Linked DNA regions of Homo sapiens: region 2 is linked to region 1. Evidence: chromatin loops called from intact Hi-C (ENCODE). Cell type or tissue: heart left ventricle. All regions are shown on one strand. Links, peaks and the distances in the headings refer to the core of each region. The heading gives the core; the rest is flanking DNA. Region 1 has its middle 14 kb from the start of ENTPD1. Region 2 overlaps ENTPD1 (ectonucleoside triphosphate diphosphohydrolase 1).

The links. Peaks named below come from ENCODE experiments on the same cell type or tissue, not always from the same donor. Only the 100,000 strongest peaks of a DNase experiment are listed, where the experiment ranks them.
Region 2: it touches region 1 in a loop (2.4-fold over the local background); 11 of 110 quality-filtered maps call a loop at or near these places.

What each region holds. Positions count from the first base shown.
Region 1 is chr10:95,740,274-95,743,192 of GRCh38, reverse strand. It overlaps a transcript of ENTPD1 not described here. Among named protein-coding and RNA genes, the nearest start is that of ENTPD1, 14 kb to the left of the region's middle. RefSeq lists enhancers at 976-1,035, 1,046-1,135. In heart left ventricle, for the core only: a CTCF peak has its summit at 1,306; no DNase peak of the experiment used is centred there; H3K27ac peaks cover 1,746 bases.
Region 2 is chr10:95,790,845-95,793,763 of GRCh38, reverse strand. The region is part of intron 1 of ENTPD1 (ectonucleoside triphosphate diphosphohydrolase 1); the gene reads right to left. The region is part of intron 4 of ENTPD1-AS1 (ENTPD1 antisense RNA 1); the gene reads left to right. Among named protein-coding and RNA genes, the nearest start is that of ENTPD1, 36 kb to the right of the region's middle. RefSeq lists an enhancer at 1,784-2,083. In heart left ventricle, for the core only: no CTCF peak of the experiment used is centred there; no DNase peak of the experiment used is centred there; H3K27ac peaks cover 2,020 bases.

The sequences.
Region 1 (2,919 bases), core at 151-2,650:
AATTTCTGACCAGTATTTCTCAAAACTGCTACGGTCATCAAAAATAAAAAGTCTGAGAAATTCTCACAGCCAAGAGGAGCCTAAGGAGTCATGAAGATTAAATGTAATTTGGAATCTTGGAACAGAAAAGAACATTGGGTAAAAACTAAAGAAATCTGAATAAAGTATGGACTTTAGTTGATATTAAGGTATCAATATTGGTTCATTTATTGTATCAAATGTACCACACTAATGTAAGATGTTAATAATCAGGGAACTGGGTAGAGAGTACCTGGTAACTTTCTGTACTATCTTCATAACTTTTCTGTAAATTGAAAACTATTCTATAATTAAAAGCTTATTTTAAAAAATATGTTAACAGTGTATAGATATTTAACTGCAGCTGTTGTACCGGAAACCCCTTGTGAAGCCCATCTTTATTAAAGTAACTGCTTTAATGACGACATGATTTTGCAAAAGCATTTGTTACACATGATTTCTTGTTCAAACAGAATTCATTGTATCCACATCCAGCAAAGCAAAGTTAACTCAGGCTGTGTGCCAAGACACGGAAATGGCCTTGTTACATTGAACTCAATGTGAAAACATAGTAGTATTCAAATCTTTCCATCCACAACACACAATATTCCCATTGGTCTAAAAAAAAAAAAAGAAAAAAGAAAAAGAAGAAGAAGAAGAAAAAGAAAAAGAAAGTTTCTAAGTTGATTTTCTAGTATCTTAAAAAGTTTCCAAATACATGTCACTGGAGAGCAGTCAGCAACTCTAGGGGGAGGACAGGAAGGAGTAGCGACTGCTGGTTGCAGCACTTGAAAAAAAAAATAACAAAAGGAAGGAAAAGGCCTAGGCTTCTCCAGACGGGGTTACCCTTATTTGGGAACATTGCCAGACAACTTAAAGTAGCTCTGAGATGCAGAAAAGCTAGTGTTAAGCAAAATTTACTACACTAACCAACCGTTAAGTGCCCCAGAATTGTATTAATACTTGCCAAGCAATCAAGACTCCAAACAGCATAAATCTCTGTCTTCTACTTCTGGACCTTGCTGGGCCTAAGAGTCAGTGGAAAGTTTTGAAGAACACATGGCCCTTAGACTAATGCCGATGACCTTATCAGCATGGCCCACACACCCAGCTTTTGAGGACAATAATATCCCACAATACCAGAACAGTCTACAGCAGGAAGCTCCTATGTTGCTGTTAACGCCTCCGCCTTTGCAGAGATCAGCCAGGGGTGACAAATCTTTGAGGTAATGCCAAAATCAGGCCTCCTGTTCTCCTTTACATTAGGCCCTTCATCCTCTGGGGGCAGCAAAGTCTGAAGAAATAGGAAAACAGAAAAAGATAATAGTAATAGCAATTTTTATACTTTTGAGATCATTACTTAACCTAAGATGATTGTCTCAGCTCATCCTTCAGGGTCTGGCTCAAACCTTGAATCTTTCAAGTCTTCCAGCTAACCCTCTCTCCTCCAAATTCTAAGAGACTTTCATAAGTGCCAAGCAACCTGGGAACTGCTTAATGCCTCACACTGCTGATTTTTCATATTTTATGTTTCTTACAGGCATACTCCACTTGCTTGTGCTTGGCTTTATTGTGTTTCACAGACGTTGCGATTTTTACAAATTGAAGGTTTGTAGCGACCCTGCATTGAACAAGTCTATCAGTGCCATTATTGCAGTACCATGTGCTCACTTCATGTCTCTGTATCACATCTTGGTAATCCTTGCAATATTTAAAATTTTTCATTATTATTATACTTCTTATGATGATCTGGGATCAGTGATGTTTGATATTAAAATTGTAACTGTTTTGGGGCACCATGAACCATGCCCATATAAGATGATGAACTTAATTGATAACTGCTGTTTGTGGTCTGATTGTTCCACTCACTGTCTGTCCCACTATCTCCTCCTCTCCTTGGGCTTCCCTATTCCTTGAGACACAATATATTGAAATTAGGCCAATTAATAACCTTACAATGGCCTGTAAGTGTTCAAGTAAAAGGAAAAGTCACACATCTCTCACTGGAAATCAAAAGTTAGAAATGATTAAGCTTAGCAAGGAAGGCATGTCGAAAGCTGAGACAGGCTAAAAGCTAAGCTGCTTGCAGAAAACAGCCAAGTTATGAACGCAAAGAAAATTTCTTTAAAAAAAGTAAACACAGTGCTCCAGTGAACACACAAATGATAAGAAAGAGAAACAGCCTTATTACTAATATGGAAAATGTCTGAAAGGTCTGGATAGAAGATCAAACCAGCCACAACATTCCTTTGAGCCAAAACCTAATCCAGAGCAAGACCTTAACTCTCTTCAGTTCTATGAAGGCTGAGAAAGGTAAGAAAGCTGCAGAAGAAAAGTCAGAAGCCAGCAGAGGTTGGTTCATGAGGTTTAAGAAAGTAAGCCACCTCCGTAATGTAAAAGCGCAAGGTGAAGCAGCAAGTGCTGATGGAGAAGCTGCAGTGAGGTATCCAGAAGATCATGCTAAGATCATTGATGAAAGTGGCTACACGAAACAACAGATTTTCAATGTAGATGAAATAGCCTTCTTTTGGAAGAAGATGCCATCTTGGATGCCACATTAGGCCCTTCATCCTCTGGGGGCCAGTAGAGTTTTTCATAGCTAGAGAGGAGAAGTCAATACCTGGCTTCAAATCTTCAAAGGAGAGGATGACTCTCTTGTTAGGGCCTAATGAAGCTGGTGACTTTAAGTTAAAGCCATTGTTAATTGACCATTCTGAAAATCCTAGGGCCTTTAAGAATTACGTTAAATGGGCCGGGTGCAGTGGCTCACGCCTGTAATCCCAGGACTTTGGGAAGCCAAGGCAAGCAGATCACCTGAGGTTAGGAGTTCGAGCCCAGCCTGGCCAACATGGTAAAACCCCATCTCTAAAAATGCAGAAGAATTAGGAGGGCTTGGTGGCA
Region 2 (2,919 bases), core at 131-2,630, 51 kb before region 1:
CCCTGGACTTCTCCTTTAAAGAACCTTCTAAAAACATAGTTTCTCTAATCCAATTCTTAACCATAAACCTGCATCAGAATCACCTGGAAGGCTTATTACAACTGCTTGACCCCATCCTCAGAGTTTCTGATTCAGTAAGTCTGAGGTGAGGCCAGGGCATATGCATTTCTAACAAGTTGCTAGGTGATGCTCTGCTGCAGGTCCAGGGACTACACTTTGAGAACCACTGCTTTAATTCATAACACACATAAGTAACCTCCTAATTAATGGCGGATGAGAAGGGGAGAAAGAGACTGAAGAGCAATTGTGAGGCCTTTTAGGGATACAGTGGGTGAAGACTACCCAAGTTATTCTCTATACTTAAAGCCCAACCAGGGGCCTTTTCCCCATAATTTTAGGGGGATTTTCCCTTCATTATTTTTTATAAACAACTCAACATATCCCATCCATACTTCTCTCTTTATAAGGAAGAGATTATGTAGGGGCAGCATGCCTCCCGTCTATTCCTTATTAGGCAATTCCCTCAGTTACTATCAGCCTGCTTTTTAGAAGCAGTCCTAGTTCACCATCCTTGAAGTCAGCCAGTTTAATGAAATTCTTTGGCACTGTTTCACACAATGGTGGGAGGGGAACTGAAATAGCAGTGAGGAAATTGCTAAGAAGCTATTCAAAGAAACAAGCTTCAAAATCACTTCAGGAGGTTTCAGCTGGTGTTGGGAGGAAGCAATGACGTAAGGAATCCCAAGGCACCCCAAAGAAAGCATAGTAAGCCCAAGACCAGCACCCTGGCAAGATGCTGGACACACAAGTATGGTACTATGAGTGGAATACGTGGCCAGAGTGAACATGACATTTCAGCTTTTGCAGTTACGCACACCAAAGCCATGAATTCAGATGAATGCAGAGCACATCTTTACTCTGCAGGAAGAGTGACTAGGATAACAAATGCTTTCCCGTGCTGCCTTCATTTATGGGTGTTCAACAAAAATTATAGGAGGCCACTGTTTTGGACTAAACCCCTGCACTAGGCCCCAACAGACCAGCCTAAAAACCAAAATAGAGTCCCTTATCTAAGGTTCTGCTTCTCCAAACCTTGAGTTTGTTATCTGGTCTTCCATGAAATCAGGAGAGAGAGGCAACAGCCTAATTTCCCAACAGGCCAGTTTCAGTCTTCAACTGGCAATCATGCAGTTCCCTCTGTTTTAATTCTTACAACAGAGTAACCCGATGTTAACCAATCAGTTATCTTTCCATCTTTCTATCTCCCTATGCCCACAATGAAAGTAACTTTGAAATGTCCAATCTACTTTTTGTTCTTTGTTTCTGCTTTCTTCAGCCCTTTCTCTGTCTAGAAAGCCTGCTGCCTCTGGTCAACTCATTGGAACACTTACTCTGTTTTATGGAATGAAGTGTTGCCTAATTCTAAAATTGCAATAAAGCCTATTGAGATCTTTAAACTAAATTTGTTGTAATTTTGTCTTTTGACAGGGTCTTATGGGGCACTCGGGTGACCAACCATCCCAGTTTGCCTGGGATTGTCCTGGTTTTAACACTGAAAGTGCTGTATCCCAAGAAACCTCTCAGTCCCAGGCAAAGCAGGGTGGGTTGTCTGATGGACACTCCCATCTTCTTCAGCCACGCTCTCTTCTCCTAATACCATTCCCACTCTCACTTCTTTTGATGTTTTTTTTTAACTATGCAAGGCACCCTCTCCTCTAAGCTTCTCTGTCTCCTGGTAAACTCTGGCACTTTTAGTCTCTCTTAAGCAATTCTCTTTACTCCCCTGAGTTCAGTTTTGTGCCTGACTTCACTGTCATCTTCAGGTTTTCCACCATGCTGACTTCTAAAATACCCCCCATGAACATGATTTCTCTTTTTCAAACCAAAAAAAAATCTCAAAGTTGAAAGGATCCTTAGAGTTCACACACTCCAGAGTTCCCTGGGGACTTTCTGTAGTCTCACCTGGGACAATTACATCAGAATTTCTAGCATGGGGCCCAGGCACTGTTCACTTTTAACACCTCTACCCCCAGCCGGGTGATTCTAATGTACAGCCAAAGTTCTCCCTTGTGAACCTCTAACTTAGTCCAACTCCTTCCAAGTGGTAATCCTGTTTAAAAGATGGGTATTTACCCTCTGCAGTAAAATTCTCCACTGATGGGACAGAAGTGCATATCCAGGTAGTCTAAGCCATTGCCAGACATGTCTAACTGTTAGCAATCTATCTTGACCTAAGTTCTGTTTCATTCTAACTTCCACTCTCTGATCCCAGCTCGAAGCTACAAAGCAAATTAGAATTTGTTTACTTCATTAAAAATTTGTTTTTCAAGTCCTCATGGGTTGCCAGTATATAAACCCCATCCTCAAGTCCCCTATTCTCCAGGCTAAATAGCTCCAGTTCCATTTACCATTCTTTACATATCACGATTTTCAGATTTTATGTCACCCTAATTACCCTCCACTAGATGCCCTTCAGTTTGTAATGTCCTTCTCAAAATACATTGCTCTGAACTGAATATAGCAGATACAGTGAAGTTATTATAGCCCTTCACCTGGAAACTAAACATTAACACTGTTTAAATATGACTCATCATTTTAGATACTCATACTGAGGGCTACGGGTCTAGTAAAACCTACAGATCTTCCCATGAACTACCTCCAAGTCAGGAATCTCACCTTGTGTGTATCAATTAAATGTCAACCTATGGTTTCAGCTCATTTTTCCAGCCTGATGATACTTGATCCTTTTATGTAATACATTGCAGTCTCACTAAAAGCTACGTATTGTTAGCAAATCTGCTAAGCATGCTTTCTAAATTTTTGGCCATATCATTGATAAATCGTGCCACATAAGACAACAACAAGGACAGAATCTTGTAGTATATTTCCCTACCACCTTTCTTCAAGGTAGATTTCAAA